Regions from separate parts of the Homo sapiens genome. Here all the other regions are linked to region 2. Evidence: chromatin contacts called from ENCODE Hi-C or POLR2A ChIA-PET data. All regions are on one chromosome and are shown on one strand. The core of a region is the stretch at or near the end of the contact, and the rest is flanking DNA. Distances in the headings are between cores, read along the strand shown. Region 1 holds the start of PSME3IP1 (proteasome activator subunit 3 interacting protein 1). Region 2 holds the start of KIFC3 (kinesin family member C3). Region 3 holds the start of CNOT1 (CCR4-NOT transcription complex subunit 1).

Region 1 (3,963 bases), core at 685-3,184, 620 kb before region 2:
TGCAATATATGATTTAAGATTTCAGAGGCCGAGTTTAATAACAATGGAAATAACTTGAGAATAAATTATCCAGAATGTACTACGAAAGAACAGAGTAAAAGACATAGAGAAAAGAGTGAAAAGGTTTAGTTAAATCGATAAAAAAAAAAAGAGAAACAATGGGAAGAAGCAATATATGCATATAAAATGGCTGAGAATTTTACAGAATTAATGAAAGACACTAATCCACAGATTCAAGAAGTCTAATAAATACCAAACAAATTGAACAAAAACAAACCCATAGTTCCATAGAGCATAGTGGAAATACAGAAAACCAAACACAAAACAATCTTTTTTTTAAACTTGTCGATACTTGATTTTAGACAAAACAATCTTAACAACATATTCTATAGTAAAGAGTGAAACATAATATTTAAGAATGAAGACAAAGTATGTTCAAAAGGTGACTAATGGTGAACACGTTGAAAATGCTTAATTTAGCTGCCATAAAGGCATAATTACACTATGACTGACCCTGTACGTACATCGCACTTGTTACTTGATTTACCACATACGTGGTTTTCAATAGCTAAAGCAGCAGCTTGATTCTAACCAAGCATCACCATTCTTGGAAGATGAAAGTGAAGACTGATAATCAACTAAATGGTTTTGACACAATTATTCCTTTCTTATATCATGAAGCACTTCCCCACAGGGTAAGGACATGAAGACTTCAGTTGAGAAAGATAATCGGGCAGCCTCTACTTTCAGATCCTTACAAATTGTTCGCAGGTCATCTAACTAAAAGACTGTAAAAGCTGCTGTCGGCTCAATACTTTGTATCAAAAAGGAGTCTACCCACTGATTCCCTTCAAATATTTCAGAAGGGTGCCTTCCATTTTATGGTGTCCCTGTGGACACATGAATACACCAAATAACTGATGAATCGACAAATCTTATGTCACAGGTGGTAGGCAAGAGGTCATCGGGAATTCCGATCACCAGGCTCGCATCTGGCTTCTTGGGTCCCACTCCTGAACTAACCAGTCGGGCTACCCGAGCGTGCGGGAGTCTGAGAAACTGCATTTTAAAAGGGCCCCAGGAGATCTTGTTTTCCACTAACATTAAAGAACCACGACTACGAACAAACAGGTCTCCCCCTTTCCTCTGTGTGGACTGACAGTCACAAGGACCACCAACTCTCAAGCATGACGCTTCAACTCTCTTTGTTTCTTAAGTTTTCTGCAAAACGGGCCAGCTGGCTTGTTTTCCGTAATAGAAAATTCGCTTGGCACAGCAACTGGTACATGGCACACAATAAATGTGCTTCCCATCCTGCACTGCCATTCTGGGATTCAACCATTTCCAACCAGACGCCGCACATCCGAGTGAGTAACCTGGACCTGTTCCAAGACCTCTGGAACGGAGCCTGCTACTCACTTGAAACCTGGGTGGCCCTACCTAGCAGAAAATTGGGGAAACCCCATTAAACGCCCGGCAGTGTTGGGCCCGCCTGAAAGGGTCCTCGCCGCGACCCAGATGCCTTCCCGCGGGCACCCTCAGCTCCCCTCAGGCTGGGCCCGCAAGCCCCAGGCTTCGGCTACTCCGGACAAGGAGCGGGTGCGCGGACTGAGAACAGGCCTGGCCCTAACCCTAACAGCAGCCGCAGCTCATCTCTTCCGTAAGGAAGCTGGAACCCAGGTGTCGCCGCCAGGCCAGGACCGAGGCCGCACTCACCTACCGGCGCGCGGGAGGCGAGACGACCTCACCTCGGCGGCGCCCACCCCAAACCGCCACCGCAGAGCCGCTCGCTCTTAAAAAAGAAAAAAAAATGAAAGGAAGAAAGAAAGAAACAGAGGAAGGAATGAATGAAAGAAAGAAAAAAAAAAAGAAAATAGCCTTTGCTTTTGTATTTCTTTTGACCCTTCAGGGCTTCCTGTTCCTCACCGCCACAATAGAGTCCCGCCCCACTTCCGGCGACGTAACCCAATCCGCGGAGCTCTTCCTCCCCGGGAGCCCGATGGAAATCCGGTACCCTGAAAACGAGCCGGAGAGACTTGATTGGGCCATTCACGCCTCAGGATGAGGACTGGCCAGTCTGCGCCTGGAGGGCGGGCCGGTCCCGCTGATCACGTGACACGATTTTTGAAAGGTGATTGGCTGTCAAGGAGAGGGCTTGCCACCGAGGAAGGGGCGTTTCCTAGGGGACTGAGGGAGGGCTGGGGCGGTACGAAGCGGGGGTGGGCTCTGCGCGTAATGGCAGCGCCGTGGCCTCGCGTCCATCTTTGCCGTTCTCTCGGACCTGTCACAAAGGAGTCGCGCCGCCGCCGCCGCCCCCTCCCTCCGGTGGGCCCGGGAGGTAGAGAAAGTCAGTGCCACAGCCCGACCGCGCTGCTCTGAGCCCTGGGCACGCGGAACGGGAGGGAGTCTGAGGGTTGGGGACGTCTGTGAGGGAGGGGAACAGCCGCTCGAGCCTGGGGCGGGCGGACCGGACTGGGGCCGGGGTAGGCTCTGGAAAGGGCCCGGGAGAGAGGTGGCGTTGGTCAGAACCTGAGAAACAGCCGAGAGGTTTTCCACCGAGGCCCGCGCTTGAGGGATCTGAAGAGGTTCCTAGAAGAGGGTGTTCCCTCTTTCGGGGGTCCTCACCAGAAGAGGTTCTTGGGGGTCGCCCTTCTGAGGAGGCTGCGGCTAACAGGGCCCAGGTGAGAGGCAGCTATCTATCTCCTGGGGTGGCTCCTGGTACCGATGGGGTCCTGACCTACTCAGGGGTGCCCGGGATAGAAAGGGTAGATGAAGGGACGCTTTAGGAGGGTTCTTTTTGTGGAGTTTACGGTCTAGGTGGCACGGATGAGGCATACCTCCCCGGGGAGATTTAGAAACGCCTTGGGATAGAGAGAGAATGGGGCTAGGAAGCAGGAGCTAGAACTAGCGGAATGTCCTACTACGGAAGCCGGAGCTGAAAATTGGGTAAGGACCTTGGGGAGAGGGGATTTCTGGGCGGTGATGGGAAGAAGACACCTCCATCCACAGGAAAGCCAGAGTGGGGAGTAGTGAAAGGGAAACGGGAATTATTCCCTCTCTCTGTAGATCGACCAGGTGTCCCAGACACAGGATCCAACTGCTTCCGGGCTTATTGCCCGAGTGGGGTGGGGAGAGTCTATCCCACCAACACCCCTTGCGTGAGTCCAAATTAGGCATTTGTCTCTCCTGCTGCCTCACTTTCCCCGTCTTTGGGGAGGGAAACCGACTGAGACCGAGGCGGTCGGCTGAGACTCCGAGGTCCTGTCTTGTATAGTTCTCTGAGAGAGGTTGCTCCCCCTGGAGTGTTGTACTTTGAACTTTGAAGGGTTAGAAGTGTCTGTTATCGACTGAGTAGAATCCCGCAGTTTTCCAGGCCCTTTACCTACCATCTGTTCTTGCTTAGTGGAGTGACTTAACCTCCTTAAGTCTCTACTGTAAAATAACCAGCGCAGTATGTGAAAGTACAAATTACAAGCTGCGTGAACGTAAGTTAGTGTGATTCTACCACCAAACGGGTTGCTGTTGAGGAATAAAAGTGAAGGCACTTTCTAAAATGTAAAGTAGTATGTAGAGGTAAGGGGTGGGATTAATACAGTCGTTGTCTGTCACCTGCGGAGTGCTGGGAGCCATATTGTACTGAAAGCTTCAAGGTTCACAGCTTCTTAGGTCATATTAAGATCTAAACCCATGGTTTCAAACCCTGCTTAGATGGGGATGGTGGGATTTCCAGCTTTTGCTCTCAGAGTTTTCATTTACTTTGAACTTCTTATGGTGCTGGCAGGAGTTACCACTGTAATATCTTTTCCTTCAGGAATTATTTTCCCCTAACAGCTGAAATTTTCCTCTAAGTAATTTGATCTCAACATTGTAAACCTCCTCCCCCTTTTGCATATATATATGCATGGCTTTTGGATGTCTACAGGCAGTGAATATCATACTTTCTCCCTCAGTTGTGATTTGTAA
Region 2 (3,877 bases), core at 743-3,242:
AAGGCAGGTCCATCTGCAGTCTCGGCTGCTGGGAAGGTGAGACAGTGCAGGGCATTGGAGGCTGACTCCACAGTGGACAGAGAAGACTTTCAGGGAGATCAGCTCAGCTCAGTCTGAGGGGCAGGGACAGGAGGAGATAGCGTTTCTGCGGTTATCAGGAAGGGAAGTGGAGGAGGCAGCCAGGAAGATATCGGGAAGAAAGAGGAAGGGCGTGTGCTAGATCCCGAAGAGGAAAAAGCAGCTGAATTTAGCAGCCTCAGGGGTGTGAAGGTCAAAAGTATCAAGGAATCTTAAGCCCAGGGTTCTGGGCCAAGAAAGCAGGACTCTCTCTCATTTACATGGGCATCTGAGATGAAACCTGGTGTCCGGGGACTTCTACCAACCTAGGATTCGTGGGGGAGGGCAGTGGGACTGGTTCAGAACCTGGCTCCCCTGTTTACTAGATGTCTGACCTTGGGAGAATTACTTTGCCTCTCCGTACTTCATTATCTCCATCTATAAAATGGGGAGAACACCACCTTATAGGGTTGCTCTAAAGATTAGACAAGGCCAAGTGTTCAGAACAATACTGGCATATACAAAGAGCTCCAAAATTTTATTTTTCAGTTACTTTGCTCCAGTGGTGGGTGAATGCAGAGGGCCTGGCTGGGGAAGAGGGTCTCTGCCTCTCTGGGTTTAGACCAGGACAGCAGAGCTGCAATACTCCCCCTGCCCTAGATCAGGGACATTGCAAAGACTGGGGGGACAGGCTGGACAGCTGCTCAGAGACTGCAGCAAGCAGGGCTTGGTCGCCCTGGGAGAGCAGGCAGAAGGTCAAGGAAGTTGTACAGGGAATGCCACCTCCCTGCACACCATCATCTATCCTGGGCTTTCCAGGGCAACCTAGATTTCAAACCCTCTGCTCCCTGGTGCCCCTGTGAACAGCAGAACTCACCACCCTGTGCCCCTAAAGTCCACTCACTGCAAATGCAGGGCCCCATTCTGAGACTGCATTCCTAGCAAATGACTCTCCCTGGTCAAGGAGACGGCTACTCTAACAAGGGCATGGGGAATACACGTCTGGGAAAGAATGGGTGCTCACCCTGTTCAGGCAGAGGAAAAGCCGGGGAAGGTGAAAGACCAGGGGTGGCCACAACCCGCAATCTTGAGACAGTGTTGGGGTATGGAGGTGGGGGCTGGGTGGCAGTAAATGGTACTCCAGAATTTAATTAAACACAGCTTCCTCTTTAATATCTCCCAGGACCAGGCCCTTCACTGCACCAGCCAGAGTTCTGCTCTAACTAGCAATGCTGGGCTTAAAGGGGTGGTCCTGGGATCGCCCTCCCTGCTGAGACCCTCACAACTGCTGCGGCTGTCAATGGCCCGATTCCTCACTGCCCGGAGGGCACCGGCCAAGGCCCTTCTTCCTAACCTCTGGGCGGGCGCACCCCGCCCCAGGCCCTGCCAGGGAAAAAGCGAACTCCCCAAGGGACGTGGTGGGAGGGACCCAAAGGCAGCCTTCCAGGGAGCCCTGGGGGTGGGGAAGACGCCAGGAAGGGGAGAGGGCGGCGCCGATTGACAAGCCCATCCCGGGTAGGGTCTGCGCTCTTCTCGTTCAATAAAATCCAAACGGGGTCCCGAGGCTGCTCGGATCCCGTGGGACACGCCGCCCCTGTGCCCAGCTCCCAGCAAGGTCCTCGACTCGGGCTGAACGGCGCTGGAGGGGACCTCGCAGGGCTGGGTCTCCCGGGCCTTTCCCTCCCCGCGCCCATAGCGGGTCCGGGCAGAGGGGTCCCGAGGGCAGGGCCGGCCCGGACGCGGCGCCCCAAACGGCGGGCCGGGCAGAGCCCAGCGCCCCGCTCGCACCCAGCCCGCCCGGGCCCCCCACTCACCGGCCTGGCGGAGGCAGGATCCAGGCGTCGCCGCAGCGCCCGGGGCTCGGCCCGGCCCGGCCCGCCGGCAGGAGGCAGCTCCACGCCGCCGCCTCCTCCTCGGCCAGCCCGCTCGCGCCCCTCCCGCACACTTTCCACAGGAAATGATTAACTCGGGCCGCGGCGCGTTCCCATGGCAACCGGCTCCGACCCCGGCGGGGGGCGGCGGCGCGCGCCCGCACTCACGCGCACTGGCGCGCACGCGTCAGCCCGGGCGCGCCCCCGCAGGTCTCCCGCCGGCACTCCCACTCCCACTCCCACTCCTTCGCGGGGCCTCCCACTCGGTCTCTCCCGCCTCCCCGCGTCCCGCACTCGCACTGGCACACGTGCTCATGCGTTCCCTGAAGGCTCTCACAAAACAGGCCTGCACACGGGCTGGCACACACGAGGCAGCCCACACAGCCCCACACCTGGTGAGCCATGCGTACTTTTGCACAGCCTCAAACCCGAGTGCAAAACTTCCACGCGAGTACTCACACATACACTTCTCACGCGGGCTCTCATACCAGTACGTGTCTTCCCATCCCAACACACACACAAGCTCTTACTCACGAGACAATACATGTACATCCCTTACCGTGTCCTTGCACGCGCTGGCGCACATGCACTCACACTGTTTACAGCGCACACGCTCTCACTCGCTCCACCACCTACTCGCTGGCCAGGCCGCCTTCTAGCCACAGCACTTCCTACCTCTGCACCCCCAGCCCCACCCCAGCAAATGAATATCTTCCCAGCAAGGAAGCTGCCTGGAGTCCCTTAAGGTAAAACACACCAATGGTGCAGCAGTTCCCGGCCTTGCTGCAGAAGGCCCTGCTACTGGGGCACCTAGAGCCTCAGAAGAGGCCTGGGGGAGGCCAGGGGCCTGCCAGCCGGGAGAGACAGCTGACCTGGAGGAGCCACTCTGTTCTTTGTCTCCCAAACAGAGGCAGCATTTTATTCCAGAGCCAGCAGCAATATTCTCCCTCACTCTCCACACCCCCGGGTGCGGAAGAGGAGAAAGCAAGTCACTCTGAAGCCAGCCCATGCAGGCTGACGGTTCTGCAGATAATCCCAGGAGGGCGGGTACTCTGTCCCTTCCTGCTTGTCAGGGGATGGCCCAAGAAGATCAAGGAGAGGACTGGAGGGGGTCGGGCAACTCCAGGTGGGTTCTATCTCCTGCTGCCGCCCAGGCGCTGGGCTGCCAGTCAAGAATCTCGACCAGCGACGGAGCCAAGGGCCTGGGCCTCAGATTGTTCTGGACGCCAGAGCAGGACAGTCACAGTCCCCCAGCTGGAAGCAGCCTAGTGCATGCTTTATTTGACAACTGAGATTCCTCAGTGAAGGCCTGATAGAGGGTGAATGTAACGCTCCTGGAATCATTCCCTAGAGAGTTAGATTTCCAGCTGAACACCACACTGGAGAACCCTTCCAATGGGAGAGAAAGCCTTATTTGGGGAGTTATGATCTCTGAATTCCTCTGCCTGCCCTCCAAACAGCAGTGATCCAGGGGACCGCAAGGGTGGATGAAGGCAAAATGTCTCTAGAATTCTGATTTAGTATCTATCTCCCTTGATTATAGTCCCTATGAGTTGATGGGGCGGGGGATGGGGAGGACAGAATGTCTTTAAAGTCCTGGTTCAAAACTGGAGACTTTTTCTTACTCAGGGATTGAGTACATTGACATTAACTGTAGGTCCTTCCCACCAAAGCCAAAGCCAGATTTTTAAATTAATAATAACATTTATTGTTCTTTTGCTTTGATTACAAAAGTAATAGATGTTCATTGTAACCATATCCCACACACTGGAGATAAATGCTGCCAACACTTTAGAAGTCTTTTTTTTTCCTGTGTACATAATAGATGCCATTATTGAAGCTAACACTGTGTCAGGCACAGCACTAAGCTCTTTATAAACAAAATCCCATTTAACCCTGAACACCCTATGAACACCAGTACTGTTTCAGGACACCCGTGTTTCAGGAAA
Region 3 (4,424 bases), core at 1,385-3,884, 830 kb after region 2:
AAGTTAAGAGTTCGAGACCATCCTGGCCAACATGGTGAAACCCTGTCTCTATTAAAATACAAAAATTAGCTGGGTGTGGTGGCGGGCACCTGTAGTCCCAGCTACTCGAGGGGCTGAGGCAGAATTGCTTGAACCCTGGAGGCAAAGGTTGCAGTGAACCGAGATTGTGTGCTGCTGCACTCCAGCCTGGTGACAGAGCGAGACTCCATCTCAAAAAAAAAAAAAAAAAAAAAGTTTCTCATAACCAGATCAGAATCTATCCTAAAACATACTCAGAAAAAGTAACATGCAAGGTAATTTGAAATCAGACTTTAAAGCATGTTTTGAAAAGATGGCAAGCATTTCCATTTGTTTTCATAGCTTTTTTTAATGACTTGACTCCAAATAAGAAGGATGTCTTATTATTTAGCTTGACAACATCTATGTTAAAGAGACTAGGATCTAAACCCCGAAGAGAAATTCAGAAACTAGAAAAAAAGAAAATGAACCCGGGGTGTTAAGCTGGGAACCAAAAAGAGCACATTTCAATTCTTTTCCACCGTAATGCCACAAAACCGTACCTTAAAACTTCTAAGATTACAATCTTAGGTAAGAAAAGGAAATATTTTCAGTTACAAATAGACATGTCTTTGCGCCTTCATTCTAGACTTTTTTTTGAGACGGAGTCTCCCCGTCCCCCAGGCTGGAGTGCAGTAGCTCTATCTCGGCTCACTGCAACCTCCGCCTCCCGGGTTCAAGCAATTCTCCTGCCTCAGCCTCCCAAGTAGCTGGGATTACAGGCACCTGCCACCACGCCCGGCTAATTTTTGTATTTTTAGTAGAGACGCGGTTGTGACATGTTGGCCAGGCTGGTCTCGAACTCCTGACCTCTGGTGATTCACCTACCTTGGCCTCCCTAAGTGCTGGGATTACAGGCGTGAGCCACCGCGCCCAGTCGATTCTAGACTTGTTTCCACTAAGACTTGGGGAACCCACACTTGTTGAAAAGGAACTAACTCTCCAAACTAGTTTTATCAACATGCTATCATTTCAGTCAAAGCACAGCTAGCCACCTAAAACCATGTATCATCAATGCATATTCTCCTTAGACAAGGTAACAATTTGCAGTATCCTAAAACATAATTATTTAAACTGTTACCACATGTCTTCTTAATAGCTAAAATACTCTGCTGCCAATCTTTAAAAGGGTAGGAATACCAACCGGGACCACAGATCACTTAAGTATTAAACCCAAGTACCTATAGAAAAAAATTGTTCTTAATCTGTTTGACCTTCCTCCTAATATTTTACTTGCCTTCCCTCATTTTTTTAATCCATGTATTCCCTATTCCTATCAAAGGGGCTGTCATAAGGAAAACGTTCGGCATTGTTTCAAACAGTATAATTATATTCACTCAATCACTGACTTAAAAAAAAAAAAAAACCCAAGTAGTCACAGGCTATCGAATTGTAGAGAAATCGGCAGGGTAGGTTAAGCATTGTTACTCAGTTTTCAGGAAGAAAACAGACTTTATTAGAGTCCTAAGAAATGTGACATTTGATTAACTTCATGGGAAAAGTTTGTCATAAAGTTTATTTTAAATACAACATTTTCAAACGCACAGATGTCAAGCATTCTTTTTTAATCTACAAAGCTTACTCCTCGGGGAGTTAGTATCTGTGAGCCCTCTTGGGTGAATTCTGCAAAGGAGGTGGTACTGAAAAAGTATTATTTGTGTTTGGCCTTAAGTACCTCTACAAGACCTGCCGTGGATCTTATCAGCCTTGAGGCCTACAAGTGCTCAGCTCACTAGCGGGACACTTGTCCTGGGTGAGCAGGACCGCCACTACTGCAGACACCGGACCGAGTAGGTGGGGGCCAACTTCAAAGAAAGTGTGAGCGCCCAGGCGCGCGAGTGGAACAAAACCTGTAGCAAGTAATAAGGAAGTGCTTGCTCCCGCCCGCCCTTCCCATCCGGGGACACCCGAAACCTGGGGGGCTTTGACAACGTGCTGGGGGCGTAAGACGGGGAGAGTGGCAGCTCCGAGTACACGGAGAAGAACTGGAAACATGCAAAAACTCCAAACACGGTCCCCCCCGCCAGAAGCCCTAGGCCTCGGAAGCCGATGCCCACTGCAACCATCAGGGAGCAGAGACAGAAACAGTAGTTAAGGAGGTCGTGGAGGTCTCAGAGGGGTGCAACCCGCGCGAAGCCAGGCCCAGCGACACGAACTGCCGCCGCTGCCGCCCCCTGAGCCTCCAGGCCCGGGACAGAGACCACCATGGGTCTCACCCCGCGCTCTACCCTCCGCTTCCTGGAGCCTTCTCGCTGGCCTCTCATCTTCAGAGCGCGAAGCCTCCGAGAGCCGTGTGGAGAAGAGTCCGCCCTCTCCCGCCTCGTCCCACTTCCCCGTCCCGGCTGCCTCTCACTCCCTAGAGCTCCGGGAAACGCTTCCAGTGGCCCCAGGTCCACCCCTGTTCCTCCTCCCACCGGCTCTCGCGTTCCCAAGCTGACACCGCCACCCTACCCTAGCCCCTGACGCCAACCCGCCTCACCTCAGGCGGCTCCGGCAGCGCTGGACACAGGAAACTCCTGGGTCCCCGACTCCGGCTCTCCTCGACCCCCTCTTCGGTTAACTCCGCTTGTTTCTCTACAAAATGGCGCCGGAGGTCGCGCGCTCACGTCGCGGCCTTTCCCCTCCCCGTTCCCATTTCATCATTCGCTGCCCGCCCGAGGAGGGATGGCCCCAGAGCCAGCCAATGGCCGCGCCCCGCCTGTGGCTTCTACCCAATCACCGACAGGTGCCCGCGGATTTAAACCAATCACACTCTATCACTTGCAGAAGTCGAGGAAGAAATCAGGCTCCTGCTAGCAACTACCAATCCGGCCTCCTACTTCGCGGACTTTGGCCAATTGCCGCTCACCAGGCCCAGGGGACCGGAGTCAGAGCCCTCGCGCCTGCGCTCGAGGCGAGGGCCAATAGGGAGAGGCTGATAACTTCGATTTGGGGCTTCACGTACTTCCCACCTGCCCTGGAGGGCTGCGACCAGTGGGGCTTGGCATTGCCTTTGAGGAACAATAAATTATGGAAGGGGCCCATAACTCCTCGCCACCCTGCGCGGGAACTACTTTGAATTACAGTGAAACAGCTTTCCTCCACTTTCCTTCCTCTTTCGAAATGTCACGGTCCAGTAGACTTCGGGGATTCCCAACCGAAACAATCCCCTCCCCTAGTGTCCCTTTGGCGGGGAACGCCAGCCAGAAAGCAAGCCAGGTTGTGACTAGAGTTGGGGCGCTTTGCATCCTGGGATGTGTAGTCGCGCTCCTCTACCCCGTTCCCATCGCAGAAGTAATGCGTCTTCGTTCGTCGCTGCGCCCTAGAAGGAGCAGTGCATGCTGGGGGTTGTAGTCACCCAGGTGGCCACCTTGTCCTCGCTTGCTTCGCTTTGGTCAAGGGAACTTTCTGTTTTAGTTCTGTCTATTGAAGAAGGGACACCTTCCAGAGACGCCTTCCAGAGACGTAGGAGACGCAAGTTCTCTTCCTGGCTTAAGTCCTAGAAGCCGTCTAAGAAAGGATACCCATGTCCTTTGCTCTCAAGAGAAAAAGCATAGAAACATATTTTGCTATGGTTTGTTTGTTAACTATGATAGTTGGTAAGATTTTATACTCACCTGTACCCAAAAGAGAAAGGATTGGGAAGGAAGTGTTGACTGGTTAGCTCTATTACCTTTTGAAATTAAGGCCGGGCGCGGTGGCTCACGCTTGTAATACCAGCTCTTTGGGAGGCTGAGGCGGGTGGATCACGACGTCAGGTGATCGAGACCATCCTGGCTAACACGGTGAAACCCCATCTCTACTAAGATACAAAAAATTAGCCGGGCGTGGTGGCGCACACCTGTAATCCCAGCTACTTAGGAGGCTGAGGCAGGAGAATCGCTTGAACCCGGGAGGCGTGGGTTGCAGTGAGCAGAGATCGCGCCACTGCACTCCAGCCTGAGCGACAGAGCAAAACTCTGTCTCAAAAAAAAAAAAAAAAAAAAAAAGGCAGGGCGCTGCGGATCACGCCTGCAATCCCAGCACTTTGGGAGGCCGAGGCGGGCGGATCACGAGGTCAGGAGATGGAGACCATTCCGGCTAACACGGTGAAACCCCGTCTCTACTAAAAATACAGAAAAATTAACCGGGCGTAGTGGCGGGCGCCTGTAGTCCCAGCTACTCGGGAGGCTGAGGCAGGAGAATGGCGTGAACCCGGGAGGCAGAGGTCGCAGTGAGCCGAGATCGCGCCGCTTGACTCCAGCCTGGGCGACTGAGCGAGACTCCGTCTCCAAAAAAAAAAAAGAAAAGAAAAAGAAATTCAAACCTATCCCTGTGCTCACCCCTGTCCTCAGACTAGGCTCAGTAGGTGGTCTTCTGGCCATCTCTCTCATATTACCTCTCGTGCC

The links. Hi-C counts contacts between places; a loop is a spot of excess contacts on that map. ChIA-PET counts read pairs that join two places held with the same protein, here RNA polymerase II (POLR2A). Pooled maps may share reads with other maps.
Region 1: a map of ascending aorta shows a loop between it and region 2 (4-fold over the local background). The contact joins the promoter of PSME3IP1 here to the promoter of KIFC3 in region 2. A Hi-C loop is called at or near these places in 1 of 168 maps with a recorded cell type or tissue (ascending aorta) and 4 of 50 pooled maps. POLR2A ChIA-PET finds 5 or more read pairs at or near these places in 1 of 52 experiments (MCF 10A).
Region 3: a loop to region 2 is called in a pooled map, with 4 times the contacts of the local background. The contact joins the promoter of CNOT1 here to the promoter of KIFC3 in region 2. A Hi-C loop is called at or near these places in 1 of 37 single-sample maps with no recorded cell type and 10 of 50 pooled maps. POLR2A ChIA-PET finds 5 or more read pairs at or near these places in 1 of 52 experiments (HepG2).

What each region holds. Positions count from the first base shown.
Region 1 is chr16:57,184,105-57,188,067 of GRCh38, forward strand. PSME3IP1 (proteasome activator subunit 3 interacting protein 1) reads right to left here and starts at 1,935. Exons shown (of 7, transcript NM_024946.4): 1 at 1,717-1,935. It overlaps RSPRY1 (ring finger and SPRY domain containing 1), which reads left to right and starts at 2,225. Exons shown (of 15, transcript NM_133368.3): 1 at 2,225-2,347. RefSeq lists enhancers at 1,560-1,609, 2,921-3,565 and a silencer at 2,310-2,519.
Region 2 is chr16:57,800,499-57,804,375 of GRCh38, forward strand. KIFC3 (kinesin family member C3) reads right to left here and starts at 1,993. Exons shown (of 20, transcript NM_001130100.2): 1 at 1,872-1,993. RefSeq lists enhancers at 936-1,612, 2,290-2,966.
Region 3 is chr16:58,627,192-58,631,615 of GRCh38, forward strand. CNOT1 (CCR4-NOT transcription complex subunit 1) reads right to left here and starts at 2,635. Exons shown (of 49, transcript NM_016284.5): 1 at 2,537-2,635. RefSeq lists enhancers at 1,712-2,388, 2,389-3,064, 2,513-2,722, 3,013-3,502.